Linked DNA regions of Homo sapiens: region 2 is linked to region 1. A link is a contact called in ENCODE Hi-C or POLR2A ChIA-PET data. All regions are on one chromosome and are shown on one strand. The core of a region is the stretch at or near the end of the contact, and the rest is flanking DNA. Distances in the headings are between cores, read along the strand shown.

Evidence for each region. Hi-C counts contacts between places; a loop is a spot of excess contacts on that map. ChIA-PET counts read pairs that join two places held with the same protein, here RNA polymerase II (POLR2A).
Region 2: a loop to region 1 is called in a map of heart right ventricle, with 2.6 times the contacts of the local background. The contact joins two enhancer-like sites. A Hi-C loop is called at or near these places in 1 of 168 maps with a recorded cell type or tissue (heart right ventricle). POLR2A ChIA-PET finds 5 or more read pairs at or near these places in 1 of 52 experiments (H1).

The regions. Positions count from the first base shown.
Region 1 is chr15:60,750,229-60,755,623 of GRCh38, reverse strand. The region is part of intron 1 of RORA (RAR related orphan receptor A); the gene reads left to right. Among named protein-coding and RNA genes, the nearest start is that of RORA-AS4, 11 kb to the left of the region's middle. RefSeq lists a silencer at 3,898-4,092. Within about 2 kb of position 2,908, at least 18 of the 41 ENCODE cell types and tissues checked have a DNase peak (open chromatin) inside an H3K27ac peak, as active enhancers do; they include heart right ventricle, where a contact is called at or near this core.
Region 2 is chr15:61,153,692-61,158,819 of GRCh38, reverse strand. The region is part of intron 1 of RORA (RAR related orphan receptor A); the gene reads left to right. Among named protein-coding and RNA genes, the nearest start is that of RORA, 73 kb to the left of the region's middle. Within about 2 kb of position 2,927, at least 10 of the 41 ENCODE cell types and tissues checked have a DNase peak (open chromatin) inside an H3K27ac peak, as active enhancers do; they include heart right ventricle, where a contact is called at or near this core.

The sequences.
Region 1 (5,395 bases), core at 1,659-4,158:
AAATAGGAACACTTTTACACTGTTGGTGGGACTGTAAACTAGTTCAACCATTGTGAAAGTCGGTGTGGCGATTCCTCAGGGATCTAGAACCAGAAATACCATTTGACCCAGCCATCCCATTACTGGGTATATACCCAAAGGATTATAAATCATGCTGCTATAAAGACACATGCACACGTATGTTTATTGCGGCACTATTCACAATAGCAAAGACTTGGAACCAACCCAAATGTCCGACAATGATAGACTGGATTAAGAAAATGTGGCACATATACACCATAGAATACTATGCAGCCGTAAAAAAGGATGAGTTCATGTCCTTTGTAGGGACATGGATGAAGCTGGAAACCATCATTCTCAGCAAATTATAGCAAGGACAAAAAACCAAACACCACATGTTCTTATTCATAGGTGGGAATTGAACAATGAGAACACATGGACACAGGAAGGGGAACATCACACACCGGGGCCTGTTGTGGGGTGGGGGGAGGGGGGAGGGATAGCATTAGGAGATATACCTAATGCTAAATGACGAGTTAATGGGTGCAGCACACCAACATGGCACATGTATACATATGTAACAAACCTGCACACTGTGCACATGTGCCCTAAAACTTAAAGTATATATAAAAAAAAAAAAAGACTCAGCTCTCATCTTCAAGAAGTGCACTGAGTTTACGGGGATAATAAGAGAGATATCCATTCCAGACTGAGCATACACAACCCACATTCCACAGACATTAGAAGGAAAGAGAAAGGAGTCGAAGGGAAGTGCTAGCTTCAAGAAGCAAGAGAATGGAGCCCTATTTCCAGCTTTGCCACCAACTGGAAAGTCATTTGCCCTCTCTGGGTCCTAGTTTCCTCATCTGTATAAGAAAGGACTAGGACCAGAGCTCCTCCAATGTGCCTGTGCAGCAAACCTCTGACAGTCTATGGGATTTGGAAATTCAGAGGAGGTGGATGTCAATGTTGGCAGAGGTATTGTGGACATGTATCCTCAAGGATGTGGAAGTTGAGTTGTCCCTGAAGAATGAGGGAAGGGCGTCAAAGTTGGGGGTCAAGCATTTCAGGTAGAAGAACTAGGAAGGAATTAAGCCATGAGACTAAAACAGCCCTAATAATTTTTTGATGTCCATTTTATGAAGTAAGAGAAGTATGAACAAGCAGACTCAGATGATATGGATGCTACAGTACAGCTGGAATTAGCAAGAGTTTGTTTGGAACAAAGGGTCAAATTCATCTAACTGGAGTAATCCCAACTTTGGAAACCCCATATGTTGGTGTTAAGAGCAGTCTTCTAAAAGAGCTAAGTGAGAAGAATGCACAACGAAACCTCCATGGTAGTGAAACAATGATGTAAACAAAAGATGATGGGAAAATGTGACACGTTCTCACAAGGTGGAAAAGCAGCCGATGATTTTCAAAGCAGACAAATAAAAATACCTCATGCTATATTGTGAATATGGATTTCTACCCAAAAAGGGATGCCATTAGGACTCAAAAGACTAACACAATATAGGAAGTAACCATAATTCTATTGAGGCCAAAATTGAAAACATCATCCTTATTCAGACTCATTGAGAGGAGGTTGAGGAAGAAGAGCAAGTGAGTAGCCACGGACCAGTGTTCCGGGTCTGGGTCAAGGGCCTTGGCCAGTTGCTTAATGTTGGTCTCTTCATCTGTCCAGTGGGAGTAATAATACTTGCTCCACATGTATCGTGATGCTGTTACAAGGATCAAACGGGATAATAGAAGTGGATTTGCTTTAAAAAGAATCAAGTGCTGTAATCACTGGACTAAAGCAATAGAAATTCATGCATTTGTGATGTCTGTCTAGTATATGAACAGCTTGTGCAAACACACTTAAAGTAGTTCCTTGTATTTGCAGAGTGCTTCAGAGCTTGTCAGGTTCCAAAAAATATAAAGGGATATAGCATGGCTTTATATTCTGAAAACCTAGGTTTGGATTTCAATCTCATTGCTTCCTAGTGTGATTTGGCGTAGTGTTATTTAACACATCTGGGCTCAATTTCCTCATCTGTAAAATAGACAGAGATACCTACGCATGCATGGTGGTTGTGAAATTCACATGTGATAAGGGATGAAGGGTGGAGAGGTCAGTGCCTGCCCATGCAGGCCCTCAGAGCACACTGGCTGTTTTTATTTCCCTGTTCCGCTAGGACATAAGCTCCTAGGGCTGACCACGTCCATTGGTATTCCCAGTTACCAGCAGAGTTCCTGAGACAGAATTGGTGTTCGATAAATACTTGTTGAATGGATGGATTAACAGAATGAACGGATGGGTGAACACCCACCCTGTAACAGAGATGAAAGACGGTAATATCTGCTATCTTGGGTAAGAAAACCAAGGCTCAGAGAGTTGAAGTAACTGTTGAAGGTTCGTGTCAGAACTAAACTGCGAGTAGGACTTAAAGGGGTCCCTTTTCTACGCCATCCACGTGCTGCTCCCTGTTCTGAACCTCTAACCTTTGGTGGAATCATGGGCTACAGTTTTCTGAGCTGTTATTGTCATATCTTTTAGAAAACCAGAAGCAATAATATTTGCCTCTGCTTTATTTTTCTGGACTTTTGTTCAGGGCTCACAGAGTAAAAAAATTCAAGTCAACTTTTACATTCTTCTTGTTGTTTTGAAAAGGGGCCAAAAAGCAAAGCAAAGAAACATAAGCAAAATCTCAAATATCTTTGGTTTTGACAGTCCCTGGATGGCTGGACATAGCCCCAGGAAAATGAATCTAATCTGCACTGAAAGGTACAGTTTGTTTCTTTCTCCCACAGACAGACGGAAATGTGTGTTTGGGAGGCTGATTCATCCAATGGCCCCTGCACCAGGCCTGGGACCAGCGCTATTCATTATTTGCTCTGTTCCTCTTTCGTTTACAAGGTCAGAGTCGATGTTTTGGTTGTTTTCCCAGCAGTGCTCTACTGACCGACTTCGCTCTAATCCCTTGATGTCACTTAAATAAACTCGAGGCGGGTGGGGGTGGGGGGAGCAATTTGAGAACTCCAATGATTTCCTACCGCTGTTGTTCTCGGCGGCAAATTAATTTGATGCTGTTATGTAAGTGTAATCATCCTCTCTAATCACATCACAGGATTGGGAACTGCCAGAAATAACAGAAGGGAACATTGGAGATATCAAAGGGGAGCCACTAAAATAGATTGTTTATTTAGGTACCAAATTGAAACGCTATTATTGGGAGATGGAAAACAACCGTCGCCACACTTTCCTTTCACACGTCCCTGCGCTTTACATACTGTATTTGTCAGGATGCATCAGCCAGAAGGAAAAGGAAAGAGGAAATCAGAGCTTCCATTTGTGCCATCGGGAAGGAAATGGGGAAAGTCAGAGGTGTCTGAGCGTCAATGGGCTTTTGTTGGTGCGCAAAATTTTGGTTGTGATTACTGCTCTAAGACGCTTCTCTCTGCCTGATGTTCTTTCCTGATGTCTGCCCTCTCTCTTCTTTATTCTTTCCCATACTAGCCCATTGCCTTCTCCCTCCCCATTTTTTTTTTAGCAAGTCAAAGAAGACTCAGCCTAGCTCGGATGATCCTTCTCCACCTCCTTATTGATGGCCCTTCTCTCAAGTGATGGGGACCCTGGAGATAGGTTAAATGCATACAGCTTCCCTATCTCCTCACACATGTTGTCGGATCTCTTCCCAAACTCTTCTGCTTCTACCTAGACATGGAGTCATAGGGGTGAGAAATAAAGTCCCATCCTTACTTGGAGTGTTTTACAGAGTGGTCTATGCAGTTTTGGTAGAGGAGCTTAGAGGCCTGTTTTTGTTCCTCAGCTCTGTTCCTCCTCCCTGGGCAGATTGTTTACTGTTTCTGAGCCTCAGTTTCTTCATCTATAAGAAGGGATAGCGACACCAAGCTCAACCTGGTGCCGAGAGGATGCAGGAAGGTAACACCTGTGAAAGCCAGGCCCGCAGTGGTCAAGAAAGCAGGTGCTGGAGTCAGAGTCTGCAGTCAGAATTTGGGATCTGGGCCCCAGCACTACCACTCAGCTGCCCAGGACCTTGGTCAAGGTACTTATCTCTTTACACCTCAACATCATTTGTAAAGTGGGATAAAGAAAATACTGATCAAAATAGCCTGAGGGTTAAATAAACATGCATATTTTCAATGATTGGCATAGCGCCTGGTCTACTAAATGCTAGCTTATCGTCATTATTATTATTCTCATTGTTATTATTTATTGTTGTAATAGCAAAGCTTAATTAAATAATAATGATACTAATGATGGTGATCCGTTTCCTGCTAGTCCCACTTCTTATTCCCACCACTGATCTTCACGCAACTGCCAATTCCTCCTGATGTTATTTGCCATAAGTAATCAATACATGACAACAGGGTTAGAATCACTGTTGAAGGAGGCAGAACAAAGTGAACCATGGACAGGTTGTAGAGAGAGATGCCCCGCCATGGGGAGGGAAAGGACATTCAGCTGAAGGCTCTTAGGAGACATACTCCTTAGGGCCTCTGACTGTGGGCTGTCCCTGTTCTCCTGGTCTCCCAGGCCCTCTGCACTGTCTTGGATTCTGCTCCCCACCTGCCTTTCTTCCCTGCTCTCCTCACTGCCTGCCTGAAAATGCCTTCTGCCAGCCAAGTCCTCACAGTGGAGTGAAATAATCCTTTTACCGTGGGGTAACGAGAGGGACATCCAACCTGGAGTTGGAACTAAGGTGCTTGAATCCTTCCCTGCCCTTCGCCCCTCAGATGACTGTGTTTATGGACCTAGGTGGCTTTGTCTATGAAGCATGCATGGCACAGTGCCAGCCAATTCCCTCTTTCTGAAGCAACTGCTAGAATACTGAATACCTTCCCTGAAGGTAAAATACAAATATTTTTTAAGTGAAAAATGAAAATACATTTCTGAAACTGTTTTCTACATGCTGATCACAAAAGGGAATAGATTACTATCCATGGTCCTCTTTTGCTCTTTTTCCTCTAATCTAATCTCAGTTTGATGTCCTCTCTCCTTGAAAGATTATATACATAGAGAGCCTAATTATTAGGCTGCCCAAAACAGCTGCTATACCTGGACAGAACGCTCACTGAGGTTTGGTCACCAGACTCAGACAAGGTTGAACACGGTAGCATCTGGGACAAAAATATGCTTGCAAAAATATATTGAAACTGAAATTTTAAAAGGGATTCTTTCTCTGCTTCTGTTTTCTAAAGAAAATTATCTGCACAATTGTTCTCTGTATGTCACTTCATTTGACATGAACTTTTCAAACTGCAGGTTTTAGCTAGCTAGTTTATGCCTAAAACAAAGGAAATACTGATTGAGGAGACCAGTGGCATGGTGGAGAGTGAGTCCTTTCTCAGCTGTAGATATGACCTGGGTCTCCTAGGCTTTGGAGTC
Region 2 (5,128 bases), core at 1,678-4,177, 400 kb before region 1:
CAGAATGACTCACTCCTGAAGAGGAACAGAGCCATTTTATTCTCCAAAGTGCACAGTCTTTCATCAAATATTGTTTCAGCTGACACGACAGCTCCCGCAACAATCCAGACCAGGAACAGTTTCTGAGCCTCTTTGGGTCTCTATTACCACATCTGCGAACTGAGGGAAATAATAGTACTTACCTCGGGGGAGCGGATGAGCAGTAAATAAGTGGACACTTGTAAAGAATCTAGAAGAGTGGGTGGCATATAGCAAGTGCTCAAAAATTGTTTATTCAATAAAGGCAAAGGTTGGCAGCCACCTAGGAAGTAATGAGCTATGTAGCCATTTAGACATAAAATAGGTTAAACATCATATGCCTTTGACCAACATTAGCCAGCTTGGAGGAGGAATGAAAAGTTCATATCCAATTAATGCTGCAGATTTCCCAGCCCCCGCCAGTTCTAGAAAGTTGAGAACCCACAACTTGCAAAGACATCCTGGCTGATCTCCAGTTGAGATGACACTTCCAGAGAGGAGAAGGCTGTCAGGTCTTCGTTTAAGCCAAGTCAGATCAGCACATATTTGCCCGCTGTCTGGAGGAGTGGAAAACTCCACACTGTCACTTCGAGCACTCCAGGGATCACATCTGTCAGGATGGAATTGCTCATCCCACACTCTGTGGACAAGGACTTGGCGTCCAAGTCTGACATGTGACCAACACTCCATTTGGGATAGTGGTCACAGCAAACCCTTCTGAAAGGGAATTTGGTAAGTTTTCCGACAAGTCAGTGTGCAGCTGGGGTTGGGCTTTGGCACGTCCTCTCATGAATTGAACTGTGGCTTTCCATGCTCTCCAGGGTCTGGGATTTGGCTCCAGCTGAGGAACATACACATACCTCAGAGGCCCGACTCTGTTGCTCTCTTCAGCTTTGCATATTATGGAATTTTACTAATCTGGGTCTGAGGGATGGGGCGATTATCCCAATGCTGGGTTTGTTTTCATTCCTTCCACCATGAACACATTTATTTATCGATTTATTTAACAGTCATTTAATAACAGCCTACTGTGTGGCAGTCACGAAACTAGGGCCAGTCACTCAGCTAGATGTAAAGAGAATCAGATTCCTTTAAAACATATACACTAATGGGAGAGAGCTGCTTAAAATCAATCGCAAAGATTTTTTTCTTTGTCTTATCTGTGTGTGCCCAGTGCCTTTCGTTGTGCCAGCACATGGTGAGGAGGGCTGTCCCTTAAATCTTGGCTCCTGGAGAACAATGGGGTAAGTAAGCTGGGTACAAACGGCTGTGAGGATCAAATATATTGTATCTGTGTAGTGCAAATACCTAGCTGAGTCCAGTATTTTAAACTTTATAAATGTAGTTTCATATTCACTATATCACTTAGTTTACACAAATAACCCATTAACTTTAAAAGGTATTTTTTAACATTTTATGTTTAGCTGAAACTCAGAAGAGTTAACCTACCTCCCTACCATCACACAGCTAGTTGGGTGTCATGCCCAACACAGAGGTCTCTGGATTGAAAGTTCCTTTCAATATTCATGATGTTGCCTACATTTATGCCAAAAGGGCTATTTTTATTTCCCTAAGAGGTGTCAAAACTTAATGGTTCAGAGGATATAATCTATTCTCACTTGGTCAAAATACTTGGTTTTGGTCATTCTTTTTTCATCCTGCGAACATTTACTAAGTACCTACCATGTGCCGTGTGCTACCTTAATTAAATATTCTGTTTCAGATTTACTACATGTACCATGCAGGGTTGTTTGGTTTTCTGAAGCTTGGAAAAGGATAAATTATACTCTACCTTGAAAATATGTTGATCAAACTATTGTTTGGCTGATTTAGAAGGAACTGGAGGCTCTGGCAGTACCCAGGTTCTTCAAGATGAACATCCTTCTCACCATTCATTACAAAAGATAGATGGTATTGGGCTGAATCTGCACTGGCCATATTTTGCAACCTGGAAAATCCTTTGAAAAAGCAAATCCTTGATATGGGCCAGTACTAAGTTATAAAAGTGTGACTTTGACAAATTTATTAACCTCTTTTCACCTCAGATTTAACATCTCTTATAACATGGGGGAGTCTGGAGAAGACGTCAAGTTTTAAGGGTCTTTCTGTTTCCAAGCCTTTGCTGTATTTCATCTTTATACCCTAAAGGATGGCTCTTATAATGCTGTAGCTTCCAGAACTTTCCTCCTTCTCAGAGTGCTTCTACCTCCTAGGGTCTCAGGCTTCCTGTTTGCTTTTCACTCCCACAGATTCCTGCTGGGCTGTTCTCTGGCGCCATCTCTCCAGGTCTCTGGGGAAGGTAATGGAGAGTTGCTGAGAAGACTTGATGGAACTGGCTCTTCCAGGAGCTATTTTATGACTCATGTACTGTAGGGGTGCCGGCCTGTGGGGGCAGAAAGGAAACTGCTTGTTTCTTCTTTTCTGATTAAAAGAAACAACTCAAGGAACCGACTATCTCAGGCAGCCTCCTTTTCCACACTATTGGACCATTTGCAAAAATTATAACACAAACAAAAAATCTAGAATCATACTAAAATGGCAACAGGAACAGATTTTAACATATCTTAATACATATCTTCAAACTTTTCCCCCCTTGTTTTCCTCTCTTTTCCTCTGCTTTATGCTCTTAAAAAAAAGAAAGAGAAGTGACAAGGAACTGGCTTCTCACCCAGTAAAGAGTAGGAACAGTCCTTTGGCTTTTGAGCAGATCATGAGATTTTTTTTTTCTTCTGCAAAATTTCAGGGACTATCTTCCAGAAAAGTCATGTGCAAGGAGAGTGAATGGTTACAGCTGGATTAACACCCAGCCTGTTGGGTTCTGAGACGTCAACGGTGTCTTCTCTGTATAATCCCGTTTTCCAGAACACAAAGTCCAGAGTGCCCGTGTGTGCATTCCTGCCTTGGCTGGGTTGAAACGCGGGGTCTCCTTCCACCTGGAGTGTGGCAAGGAGAAAGCTGTGGTTCTGAGGTATCTGAATCCTTGGATCTGGGCCTGGTGATTCACCAGCTTTGCTGTTTGTAAACACATCATCAGCCTTTGTCAAGTTTCTTCTGTGGTTGGGTAATTAATGTTATTGGAGGAAACTATTATTTTTTTTCCCCTCACAGCTGAAGATGAGACAGAATTTGTCAGGCATCATAGACAAGTGTATTATTTTGCTTAATCTTTCCCATTGATCGGTCTCTGTTGCCTGATAGCCCAAGGAATCTTCCAAAGATCTTCCCATGGCTGCGGCCACAACTCCCCAAACAGCTAGGGCGTATTTAAAAAGGGAAAACCGGGCAACTCTTCTAGCTTTGTTCATTAACCTTCTGTTTTCCTCACACTGTTTTTTCCTTCTCAAAATATAAACCCCTTTGGTGCTTTCTCTTGAGTTGGATTTGGCTAGTTTCAAGATTTAAGATTTATATGCCTGAAGATGTATTTCTTCTATCTTTTCTTTAGCTATAGAAAATCACCTTAAATTTATTTATTTAGTATTTATTTGAAGGTTAATGGAATTTTATTTTTAATTATTTTTGAAGTAACATGCTGATATTCATCTTTTTAAATTAATTTTTAATAGGTGACACATAATGTACATATTTACGGGACACAGTGTGATGTTTTAATGCATGTATACATTGTATAATGATCAAGCTGGGATAATTACCATGTCCATCACCTTAAACATTTGTCATTTCTTTGTGGTGACAACATTTAAAATCTTCTTGCTGTCTTGAAATATACCAAGTGCCAGTCACATTGTTATTCACTACAGTCACCATACTGTATATTAGAACTCCACAATGTATTTGTCCTGTCTAACTGTAACTTTCTTCGAACATCTGGATCCGGGAACGTGATAATCTCTGCATCTGTGCCCAAAGAAATACTCCTTGCCCGGGTGACCTCCCTTTCACAATGCGAGAGGCAGAACCATTGTTTTTCCCATTTCTCAGCCCACTCTCTATTCTTGAGCCAGCCGACGGTGTCAGTGTGTATTTTTTGCCACAACTGCCCTAATAACATTTCCATGTGGAACACACACTCACACTGAGGCAAAGACACAATGGGTACCCTAGCTCTAAGACCACCATTTTCCTTCCCACTTGATGAAACATACCAGAATGCAGGGCTGGGAGAGGGACTTGACTGTATGATAACCTTGAATCTCCTGTAATTTACGAAGTAAAGTTTAATTATTTTGAAACTTTAAAATTTGTACTACTCTTAGCAACAAATGGCTCATGACCCATCTGGATGACAGGTCACGTAGATCTGTGACCTGTCTGTGACTGAGAATCACTTGTTTCCACTACAGAGATTTTTCCAAGGATCTCTTGCCCGGAAGCTCAGTTGGTAATGGAGTGCTGTGGCTCACAGTTCTTAGTAATTGTATTTTTCACCTTGAAAGCCAGGGCATTAGAAAGGCTTATGGCTCTGAGAGTTAGTGTGAACTGCTTGGTCTACCAGCAGTTCGCTGATGGTCTCAGGGAAGTCTGGTATGTAAATATTGAATCAGCCTACCTGTGGGTCCTTCCTATCTTGGCCTTTACTTTTGTACCCCTTTTCATCCCACAAATAGGAAATGCCAAGAAAAAGAATGTCAGTCAAAGACCCCAAAGAGTAATGTTGTTGGTGGGGAGGAATGCCTTCAAAATGAGATGTGGATTTGGGGAGGTTAAAGGGTGAACTGGGCATGAGAAAAGGGGTGAGTTAAAGACCTGGTATTGGAAAGTGAAGGAGAAATATAGAAAGGATTTGGCTAGGAAGTGCAGGATATAAGGGTTTGAGATTCACTAATCAAGCAGAACCACCTGCTTCGTGTCTATAAGCTGTGTGAGCCCACTGCAGGCAAGGTGTCTAAATGGCTAGAAGTGGCTTGGCCTTACCAAATCTGTTTCTTGATAGGAGATCAATAAATGCTAGCTAGCATGAATGATAATGGCTGCGTCCTGTTCCGGCCTGGGCCTCCATGTCATTGTGTGCCCTTGCATAACAACTTTGCTCCTGAGGGTTCTTAGCAATTGAAGGGTTCTTAGCAATTGTGCATGAAACCCACAATCCAAAATACACAAGGTCATTATTGATGCATGTAGCAATAGAGAAGAGTCATGGAGTTTTAGA